Linked DNA regions of Homo sapiens: region 1 is linked to region 2. Evidence: chromatin contacts called from ENCODE Hi-C or POLR2A ChIA-PET data. All regions are on one chromosome and are shown on one strand. Each heading gives the region's core, a stretch centred on a gene start or an enhancer-like site at or near the end of the contact. The rest is flanking DNA. Distances are from core to core; before and after follow the strand shown.

Region 1 (5,782 bases), core at 2,491-4,990, 75 kb before region 2:
TACTGAGCAAGCTTTAAAACAAATAAATATTTTTCTCCTTTTAAAATTTACTTCACTCTCCTCTGAATGTCTGGCAGAAGAGCAGAGTTTTTAAAATGTCAATGGGGACATAGGAATCAGGCTTTTGAGATTCATTCTCCCCTGGTGGGTCGGGCTTATAATTCTGTTTCCTGTAATGGTTGGCCTTGGGGGAGTCAACAGTGACCCCACTGACCCAGCACATCCCAGACTCAGAAGCCTGTCTTTTCTTTGGGAGGTTGCCACTGTTTTTCTCCATGACCTTAAACATAACACAATATCTGGCCCTTAGAGTTCATTTCCTGCAGAGTTTGCAGACCTGAGGATGGGCGACTCATGAGATAAATATGCTCACTATAAAGTCCAGAAATACACCAGGAAAGAAAACCTACCAAGTTTCTGAATACCTCCACCAAAACAATCGCATCACCTAATTGTGGCAATTACTGAGACTGTCCCTCCTAGTCAAAGTTCAAATTGCACGTTCTTTGAGTGGCAACACACAGCCAAATTACTGTAAAACAGAGCTGGCATGACAGTCACTACTTGCCAAGACATACATTATTTTTCTAAGGCATTCTGAAGGGAACATATTGACATCAAAGCCCACTTCTTTATTCCTGCCAGAGGCAAAGCTAAGAGGACAGGAGTGAAGATGCCTCCCTCCACACCCACACAGGCCACCTTTCAGAGGCCTTAAGAGGGAAGCCTGGCTCCAGGTCATCTCTGGAAGAATAGGTCATGTGTCCTCTAAAGTACCTTTGGAGTTATGTCAGGAGTTACAGATCAGACTGTGACAGCAGGCTTTCTCTACACCAGGCTTCTGCCTCAGAGATGACCATTGAAAAACTCAACCCAGTTGAGTTCTGAACATTCTAGCACACAGATATCCCTGCATCAGTCCTATCCAGATTGGTAGCGCATAGCCTAGAATTGCAGTCCAGACCTAGAGGAGGACATGCAAGTCAAATGCCTAATGACAAGCATGTTATTTTGTTTGTTTGTTCATTTTTTTGTTTTGTTTTGTTTTGGAGACGTAGTTTCGCTCTTGTTGCCCAGGATGGAGTCTCAGCTCACTGCAACCTCCGCTTCCCGGGTTCAAGCAATTCTCCAGCCTCAACCTCCTGAATAGCTGGGACTACAGGTGCCCACTACCACACCCAGCTAATTTTTGTATTTTTAGTAGAGAAAGGGTTTCACCACATTGGCCAGGATGGTCTCGAACTCCTGACCTCAGGTAATCCGCCCACCTCGGCCTCCCAAATGGTGGGATTACAGGTGTGAGCCATCATGCCCGGCGACAAGCATGTTTTGAATGAACAAAATTGTACAAGATCCAGAACTGTCTTAAGGCCTTCATATTCTTAAAACACTCACATCATTTGAAACATATTAAAAGGTATATACATTTCACACTTAATAATTTTTCTATAAAAGGATTTTTAAAATTTTGCTTGTGAAATTATGTGGCTAAAAGTTAAAATATAATTTCTCTACACTCATCACATATACTCAGGAACTCTCACTTGGTGAGAGCATCTCATCTAAAAATTGTTTTCCAATGTAATGAAGTTGTTATAAATGCTAAACCCATCCATTAATGAAGCTGACACAGTGTTCAATTTTGTGATCATTTAATAAATGTTCATTAATTTTGCTATGAGTGTCCTTTTTTTTCTTTTTTGGTTTTGTAGACATTTTTCCTGGCCAGACTCCAGATATTTTCCCAAGCAGAGCTCCCTTCCCCAGCACTGTAGGCCCTGGACCTAGAGGCTAAACTGGTCCTCTGAGCTCATGGCAGTCAGCCAGGCACTCCCAAAGAGGGTATCAACCATAGTGAGTTCTCAGGGATTCCTAGACATTCGACAGGACTCCCTCTAACCAAAACAATAATGTGGAGGCTCCAGGTCTTCCGCTATCACTTACAAACCCAAGAAATTCTTACTGATTAAACTCAAATTCTGAAAATTTATGAACTTTTGGCTCCTTAGAGAAATTTACTCATAACCAGTGCTAAAAGCCTTCATTGTTGGCCTTGGTTGAATCCATTCTTTTCCTTCAGTGGGTGAAATCAGGTTTCATAAGTCCAAGTGATTTTATAAACCTTTGTTTTCCAACAATAAATAAGATTTGGAAGCTGATCTGGAGTTACATTTCTAGTAAGCTTTTCTGTCACTCCACAATATCTAAGATACTCATGCCCCACCAAGGTGTTTATAACTAGATCCCAGATTCCTTCTTTAAAGGTATCCTATCAGCAACTGTTAGGTGGACTGTGCTTTATCAATTGACTTTTTTTTTTCCAGAAAAACTAAGTCTTATCAGAGTGCATCAACTCAAAAATAACTATAGGTAGTCTGTTGACAGTCACAAAATTCCCTCTTTAGCCTATCAGAAAATGCTGAAGTGACAAAGAACTTGTAAATTCTACTATCTTAATGTGGCCTCTAGCGACATCACATAATCAGTGTGGTTTGTTTAAAGAATTCATTCCTGACCTTGGTTTGCTTTGTATCTTTTTTAAAACCACTGAGTACACATTGAATTTATAGTGGTAAGCTTAAGGCGTCAGACAGCATGAGATGGAATTCCAAATCTACCGTTTTGTAACTGTGAGAACTTGAGCAAGTTATTAAACCTCCATTACTTCATCTGTAAAATGGTACTAGTAATACTTAATTGCATTGTTCTCAGGATTAAACAGACTAATGAGTATAAAGCTTTTGGTGAGCAATCAATAAATGTTAGCTTTGAGTATTACTATAATTATTATCCATCATTTTCTCATTATTTACTGTACCACCATTCAAGCCACCACACCTAGAACCTGGAATGCTCAGTAGCTTCCTCACCTCCCTGCTTGTTCTACTCTTGCCTATCCTAAACCCTTCCCATCTACTTCCCAAAGCTAAGGGGTCCTTTCAGAAGGGAAAAGCAATCAGTTCAATCCCCTTCCCACATAAAACAGAAATGCCCCCCGGCTACCCTTAGCACAAACCTGAAAGGCCCTGCATGGCCAGACTCTCGCTTACCCTCTCTAGCCTGTTTCCACCTCTCTTCCCCATTCCCTCTAAGTCTCAGCCATACTCGTCAGTCTTCCGCATACAACCCATACTGCACATCCTCCACCAGACCCTTCCCCCAGCCTGCAGAGCTCTGTCCCCAACCCACGCCCTTCAGATCCCAGCCCCAAAGCTACCTCTTCAACGAGATCCCACTCAGGTCTTTTCTCATATTCCTTCCCTGCAAAGCACTTAGCTGAATAAACCCATGGCCTATTTAATAAGGGATAATTTCCTAATATCTGCTTTCTCACACGATTTTCAGTTTGCGGGAGGGTACGGCTGCCAGTTTTGCTCATCGCATTCCCCATAACCTAGTTCAGCCAAGACCTAGTGGAGGAGGCAGTAAATATTAAATTAACGAAAGAATGGATGCATGCAGAGCGGTTAAAATGGCTCGGACTCCGCAGCCTCAAAAAGTTGGCTCCCGCACCTGAGGCCTCTTATTAAATGGTTCCCAAACATGCGGGGTCACTTTTCCGTATTTTGTTTTTTAGTTTGGCCTTGGTTTGTGTGTCACTCTTCACGAGTAAAGGTTCAGGCGCGGCCACCCTTGAGAGCGTAGACGGGACACCACCTGAGATAGAACGCCCAGCGGCAGTGCTGCCGGCGTGGGGCGGAAGTGCGGGGCCTGGGGCCGGCGCCTGGTGGGTGCGGGCGGAAGTGCCCGGCGCAGGGCGGAAGCAGAGGCGTTGGCGGCGTGAGGCTCAGGTGGGTTCCCTTAGTCCCGCGCCGAGGGTGAGCGCTCGCGGGTCTCCGCCTCTGAGCTGACGCGCAGGCTGGCGGGGGTTCGCTGTGCCGCGTGCTGCCCATTTGGATAGTCGTTATACGGAATTTAATTAAACCGGGAGCCATAAATCCATGAACTACTTGGGGGAGATTATAAACGCGTGTGTGTGTGTCTGTGATAGCGCTCTGGGAAGTAAATAAATGACGGGCGGGAAAAGGAAGCTTTTTTTTTTTTTAAGAGAAAGCAGAAAACATCTCGAGAAAGCAGAAAACATCTCAACTTCATACTCCTCCAGTGATTCGCCGATGCCCCGTCCCGGGTTTAATTGAATTCTATGAAGTGGTAGTGTAATCACACTTGGGAGCCCGCTGAGCTGACTGCCTTTTTAAATAAATATTTTTGAGCAGCCATGTTGACCTTTAATTGGGGTGAAAAGGTTGAAAGGTGCAGCAGGGAACATTGTGAGTGCCGGGGCTCTCTGGATGAGCTGTCTGGATCTCCTCTCAGCCTTATTGGGCAAAAGCAGCCCTCTGGGTACTGAACAATGAGAGAATAAATCAGAAACTGTACATTCTCAACAGATATTCACTTCTGACAAATAGCAGCTCATACAGTTTTTTAATAAGTCCAAGGGTAGAAAAGTCCCCACTAAAATGTCATTGTGAGTTAGGCTTGTGACTGTTTCTAAGGCTGTCTTTCACAGGGAATGTTTTGCTTGGGTGATCTTTATTCTTGTTTATTAATAAATAGTGTATATGTGGTACTTTATATTTTAGTGCCCTTAAAAAAAAAATCCATAGTATGGCCTTAGCTTGACCCCAAGATTCTCAATTCCTCAAGGACAGAGATGGTGTCTAAGATCTGTTATATCCCAATACTTTCTAGCGCATTTCCCAGAATTAGTATACATTGTCTTGTTTAAGCAGCCACTAGAGCTATGCCTTGGTGCACAATGCTGAACAAGTTGAGGTGTCTATTAGAGGTCGCAGTCTTCTCATTTGGTCATATTCTGAGGACTAGCTTATAAAAATGCATGTGAAGCTCTCTACCAATATTTGGAGCTGTATACATTGGGGTGCATTATAGGTAATTAGAAAGATTTAAAACACGGGGAAAAAAGATACACCCTGGAAATATTGGATAATTATGATAATACTGGGGCAAAGCAGAACTAATCATGGTTCTGTGTGAAATATCGTAGCCCAATAACCTGCGTCCTGCTCTGCTGAGGAATTGCCTGGAACCAGAAAGACCCTGTTGTGAAAATTAAGATTGGTGGGGCTGGTGCTTTAAACAGGCAGGATCCTCAGATTGTCTTTCTTCCCTCCTGCTCTGGCAGCAGTAGCCACATGCCAAGGAAGGATCAATATTTTTTTGTCTCCTTCATCAGAGGAATATGTGGCTGTGTGGTTTTATTTAGATGGACTGTTGGCAGGTAAGTAATAGAAATGAGGATTTTTCCAACTTGGGAGTTGATTGGACTGTGTTTCTATTTTGTTCCAGATGCCTGGCTCTAAAGTACTCAGAGGCACTATGAGAAATCCCTTTAAAATAGGTTATTTTTTATTATTAAAGTTTTTTTATTTCATAACTTGTATATACTCTAGCTGGCTGATGTATTCAGTTACTCTAATGCTAGGCCTTGGGGTTTCAAACATAGCAGGACCTTGAGGTGATCTGGTACAAGTAGCGAGGTGTTTTTATGTTCCTTATTTAAATCTAATTTTTGCTACTGCTTTATTCAAGGACTGTACATCAGAGGAAGCCAAAAGCCAGCTGGAATACTTCCTGAATACAGTTTTAATCTTGTTTGCAATTATTTCGAAGGGGAGAAATCATCTGGATCAGGTATGTGTAGCTACACAGCAGGGACTAGGTGAGCTTCCTCTATCCTTCCCCTAGTATTGCATAACAAATTCTAGGGACAAAATCATTTGGGGAAGAATATGCAAATGAAAAGTTTTGGCTAAGT
Region 2 (5,276 bases), core at 1,594-4,093:
TCTTTGTCAAATGGCATTGGAAATCCTGTGTAGTTCTACCAGTAGAACCTTTTTTTTTTTTTAGACGAAGTCTCGCTCTGTCACCCAGGCTGGAGTGCAGTGGCACAATCTCAGCTCACTGCAACCTCCATCTCCCAGGTTCAAGCAATCCTCCTGCCTCAGCCTCCCGAGTAGCTGGGACTACAGGCGTGCGTCAGCATGCCCGGCTAATTTTTGTATTTTTAATAGAGATGGAGTTTCACCATGTTGATCAGGCTGGTCTCAAACTTCTGACCTCATGATCTGCCCACCTCGGCCTCCCAAAGTGCTGGGGTTACAGGCGTGAGCCACCACACCTGGCCCTAGAATTTTTTAAAAGGTCAAACTCCACTTTGGGAGGCCGAGGCGGATGGATCACGAGGTCAGGAGATCGAGACCATCCTGGCTAACACGGTGAAACCCCGTCTCTACTAAAACTACAAAAAATTAGCCGGGCGTGGTGGCGGGCGCCTGTAGTCCCAGCTACTCGGGAGGTGGAGCTTGCAGTGAGCCGAGATAGCGCCACTGCACTCCAGCCTGGGCAACAGTGCAAGACTCTGTCTCAAAAAATAAATAAATAAATAAAAATAAAAATAAAAGGGCAAACTCAAGAGTCATGAATGATCACCACCTTTGCTCAAAGGCAGTTGCAGTTCCTTTCATTCTGCCCTGTTGGTAATGTAAAGCTGGATGGGTTATCAGGTGTTCTTTGCTAGCTTTAGTGAGTCTGTGGAGTGAAGATTGTTTCAGCAGCATCTGGTTCTCCCTGGTCCCACTTGTTACTCCTTCCTTTGGGGTGACTTGGTACTGTTGGGTTTATCTGGGGGTGTAAGGGATCATAGAGGGACCTCGAACCCCCTTGGCTCTGCTGCCATCTAACTCAGTGACCGAATAACTTAGCCACGCTAGGCCCACTGAACTGTCCAACATAGATCTGATCTGTCACATCACTTTGTGCCCTAAACTTCTATTTCTTCTAGCATCAAGAGGCAGAGTGTGAGAACAGGCATTTTTTTTTCAAAAAGATCTGAGAAACATGTTTCCAAAAGATTTTTATTGAGGCTACAGGGAGAGGGAGGTTGATTAGCAGGGAGCCATGCTAAAAGGGAGGGGGCTAGAGATAGCAAACGAAGGTTGGTTAAATGATATGAAGGATCTCTTTCAATCTGCTCTTGAGACTCTGACTTAAGATCATTAATATACTTTACAGAATAATATATATTCTATATTATATATTCTAATATTAATGATCTTATATATTCTAATGTACTTTATAGAATAATATATATTCTATGTAATATATATTCTAATATTAATAACCTTAAGTCAGAGTCTCACTAGTAGAAAAGCTACTGGAAAGCTATAAAGTTTAGAATGACTCTGAAGTATTAGTATGATTTTGCTTTGTTTCCATAATATGGATTCAATGGGGTAGCTGATTTCTATCCAGTGTGGTACATTAGTAATGGCTGAGTGCTCTGAGGATGACAGTATCTTATTTGATGTACCTTCAGCACTAACAGTCTTATAATAATCGGTGTTCATTGTTTGTTGAACAAATAAATGATGTGTATTTGATTGGTAGAGGAGTTGACCATCTGGTAACAAATAGCATGTTTTGAAAATATATCTCTCTGCCCCCCTAAAGTGGCCAGGTGCCAGAATACCAGCGACCAAGTCAGCTGAGAGACATTACTGCAATGCAACTGGATTGGCTGGTGAAGCTGTAATGGAGGGAAGGTAAATTTAGGCCTAGAAATAGAACAACGAGGGTCAAATCTGAAGGTCAGGGAGAGAGTAGCCTGAGAGAACAATGATGAAGTCTAGAGCTTGGAGGAACGGGAGCTGGGTCAAGCCATCCAGGTCTTTGCCCTGTGAACAGAATCCATGTCCCCAAGGGACAGGCTGTGCAGGAAGTTGTGTTGGACTGGCCGGCTCTAATGGACTCATTGAAAGCTGGTCTGGGCATAATTGCCATACAAATGGGTATTGTGTAAGAAAAAAAAGTCTGCCATCTGGAAAAAGGAAGAAAATGGACACATTTTCTGCATCATCTACATTAGATAAAAACTTCTTATGCAAGTTGGCAATTTTTTATGTGTTTGCCCCAACTGAGCCCTGCAGCTCACCACCCTGCCAGTATTATAGGATCAGTATAAAAATTCCTGTTGTTTTGCTGACTTAGGTATTCACCAAGGAATTATTTGTGAGGCAGACCTGAAAAGCAATTATGTGTAAAGTACAATAAGTTGGTTCTCCTTGAGAGGGGTTGCTGAGAGGGAACTTTCTGGGAGCCTCTCTGGATTTTTGGCACACATACTTTCCTCCTAATGTCTTGTGGCATGTAGTAATATTTTTTCCAACTCTTAGTCACAGTTTTTTACTTTGTTCCTTGACTTCGGGGCTTCTTTAGGTAACATCCACAGACATATTGGAGCTTTTTCTTTTTACCACAGATCTTTACAGCTTCTCAACTTATTGTGGCATGTCCTGGGGATTGACAGGGAGAGAGTGGGACAGGGGAACGAGTGAGATTTCTGCTGTTTAAAAGATGGCTTTTCTCAGGTTGGTAGCCACAGAAACATCTGTGGGCTACCTGGGAAGGATTTTAAAACATTCATGAGGTGGCCTCCTTCTTACCCTGCTCCTGACCTTCCCTTACCCCACCTCCCTGCCTGTTCTCCCCAGCGTGAGTGTGAGAAAGTACATTTGCAGCTGTCTCCACCTGATGGCTTCTGTGTGTGGCCTCAGCCGTGAAATGCTGAATGTTTGCATGGGGTTTGCTGAGAGCCAAGTCAAGGAACAAGCATGTTGGTGAAAGGCCAAATGCCCATCTTGTGTAGCTTCTCCAGTTTCACTCTTGATCCAAGCTGGAGCATATTCTCCAACTTGAAGAAAGCCAATGAGTGCTTTGAAAAGGGACCAGGAACTTGGTGTTTTATTCTTAGCTACTAGAGCAGAATTCTGGTCCACCATAAGTCAGCACTTTCTGTTTACTGATCAGCAGATGGTCCTGGCTGATTCCTGGTTGTACAGCTCACCCACTGCCACATGGGCCACTTGGACACTGCCTTTGTATTTTCATAATCCTCTCTTCCCCTTGTACATGGAGTTTTCTAATTTACTTGTGACAAAATAAAAGATAAAAGTTCTCCAAGACCCAAGATTTCCCATGTTGTGAGATATATTATTTCCTGCCATTGAACAGATTGTTTTATGATTCCAGCCAGGAGAGTTTTTAGTGATAGGGTAATATTCTCTTTTTTCTCTTAATATTTCCTCAGTTGTTCTTAGACTGCCTATAGCCTCCAATGGACTTCTGTAATAAAAGTGCTTCAATATTTTCTTTCTAGTGATAAACAGTCAATAGGCTTAATATAGTCATTCTCCAAAACAACCGGCTATGTTTCTTTGCTATATTAATACTATAGCACAAATGGTTAATTCCCCAATAGTGGTAGCAGGCAAGCCTAGGTTGACCAGGTGTACCAAATGGGCAATGAGAATTATTATTTATCTAATGTAATTTTAAGGGGGGAAGAGATTTGCAGAAAAGCATAGCCTTATCAAAAAAATTAAGTATGCAGTCATTTTGAGTAAACTGGAATTTAGAAAAATAACTGAATAGATGATTCTACTGTTTCTATTAGAAACAAGATGTGAATCTACAGGACAGACTGGCCTGAGGACCCAGTCCTTTCGACCTTGGGGTATCAGTGATAGGGAGAGATCGAAAGCCTATGGATTAGAGAGGAAGTTCTACCTGGTAAGGGGGTCCAGCCTCCCTCAGGCAGCATTCTGCCATCCCTTTTGAGACAAGTCCTCACCAAATTGACTTCCCTTCCATGTCCGTTGAAAAGCCCACCATGTTTTTTCTTGTCTTCTCATTCTGTTGCTCTTTCTGTGTTTCTTCTGCTTCACCCATCCAAACCCTAATCCCCACCTCCACCAAGAAGTCTTCTCTGACTACCTGGCTTTCCCATGCATTCACATCATATCTGTTACCTTTCTCTTTGTATTAACTTGTCCGTGTACTCTATTGACAGCTGCTTAAGGATTGGACAGTAACCTACTCAGTAACCACTTACTAAATTAAATGATTTAATAGTTGTTAAATTTAACATCTGGTATCTATTGGTCCTTTTATAACAGTAGTTGCTTGTCCTCATACTAAATTTCAGGTCAGCCCTGGGAAGTACTGTAAGTATTCTTTAATACTTACTCATTGTCATCATATGAGTTGCTTTTAACTATTTGTTAAGGGTATAAATTCAAAAGTAAAATTTTTGCTTTCTCTTATCCTCATTTTTCACTCCCCAGATATAACAAATGTTAACAGTTTGTATGCACCCTCCTAGAAGTTTGTATATATATGCGAACATAAATGGGAGCCTATTACATATACTCTTCTGCGCTCTGATTTTTAAATAATTTATCCTAGAGATCTTTCTATCTCTTCACGCTTATTTTTTTTCTTACTTGCGTTGTTGTACCCCATTGTATAAATAATCAATTATTGATTTAATCAGTTCCCTGTTGATGAACATTTAGGTGATTTCCAGTTTTCTCGGTAACGATAATATTACACTGATGGTTCTCCTGCATTCCTTATTAGTGCTTTTTGCTAATACCACTCCTCAAAGGGATTAAAGATCCTAGATCCATATCCCCACTGAAGAAGAGCTGCAACCCCTCTTAAAGCCTGCCACCAGTGTGCCCTCTTCTCCCTTTCTTTTTTTTTTTTTCCTTCCTTGCAGTCAACTCTTGCTAACCCTATGATTGCCCACAAGCAATACATTTAAACCAGGGACCCAGCTGAAATGCTTTAATGGACAACACAAAGTGGGAGACTAAATATGTGAAGCTATAGCAAGTACAAGTGACTCACCAACCTATTTGCATCTGGATCTCTTGCCCACTATCTACTAACATTTTTCCTATCAAAGCTGCTTAATGATTCCTTAATTGCCAAATCAGATAACTGGTTCTGTTCTCCATGCATCCTGACTGTGCTGCAACATTTGGAGCACTTTCTCTCCTGCTCTTTCCTCTATAACTTTCCTGCTCTTTCCTCTCCTGCTCTTTCCTCTATAACTTTAGAGGTACAGTGGGACTCATGGAGAAAAGGAGAGACCTGAGGCCTGAAGACATTGAAATTCAAAAATATTTTCAAATACTCGTGGCTTTCAGGCTCCAGGATGCCAGCTGATGTTCACTGATTTTAACAAATCTGCACTCAAAAGTGTGCAAAATTGTCC

The links. A loop is a pair of places that touch in the nucleus more often than their neighbours do. ChIA-PET counts read pairs that join two places held with the same protein, here RNA polymerase II (POLR2A). Pooled maps may share reads with other maps.
Region 1: a pooled map shows a loop between it and region 2 (2.6-fold over the local background). The contact joins the promoter of C5orf63 here to the enhancer-like site in region 2. A Hi-C loop is called at or near these places in 3 of 168 maps with a recorded cell type or tissue (B cell, Calu3 and Panc1), 1 of 37 single-sample maps with no recorded cell type and 7 of 50 pooled maps. POLR2A ChIA-PET finds 5 or more read pairs at or near these places in 1 of 52 experiments (K562).

Annotation. Positions count from the first base shown.
Region 1 is chr5:127,071,460-127,077,241 of GRCh38, reverse strand. It overlaps C5orf63 (chromosome 5 open reading frame 63), which reads left to right and starts at 3,740. Exons shown (of 5, transcript NM_001164478.2): 1 at 3,740-3,791; 2 at 5,557-5,658. RefSeq lists an enhancer at 1-458 and a silencer at 3,664-3,883.
Region 2 is chr5:126,996,023-127,001,298 of GRCh38, reverse strand. The region is part of intron 1 of MARCHF3 (membrane associated ring-CH-type finger 3); the gene reads left to right. Among named protein-coding and RNA genes, the nearest start is that of MARCHF3, 32 kb to the left of the region's middle. Within about 2 kb of position 2,843, at least 5 of the 41 ENCODE cell types and tissues checked have a DNase peak (open chromatin) inside an H3K27ac peak, as active enhancers do; they include B cell, where a contact is called at or near this core.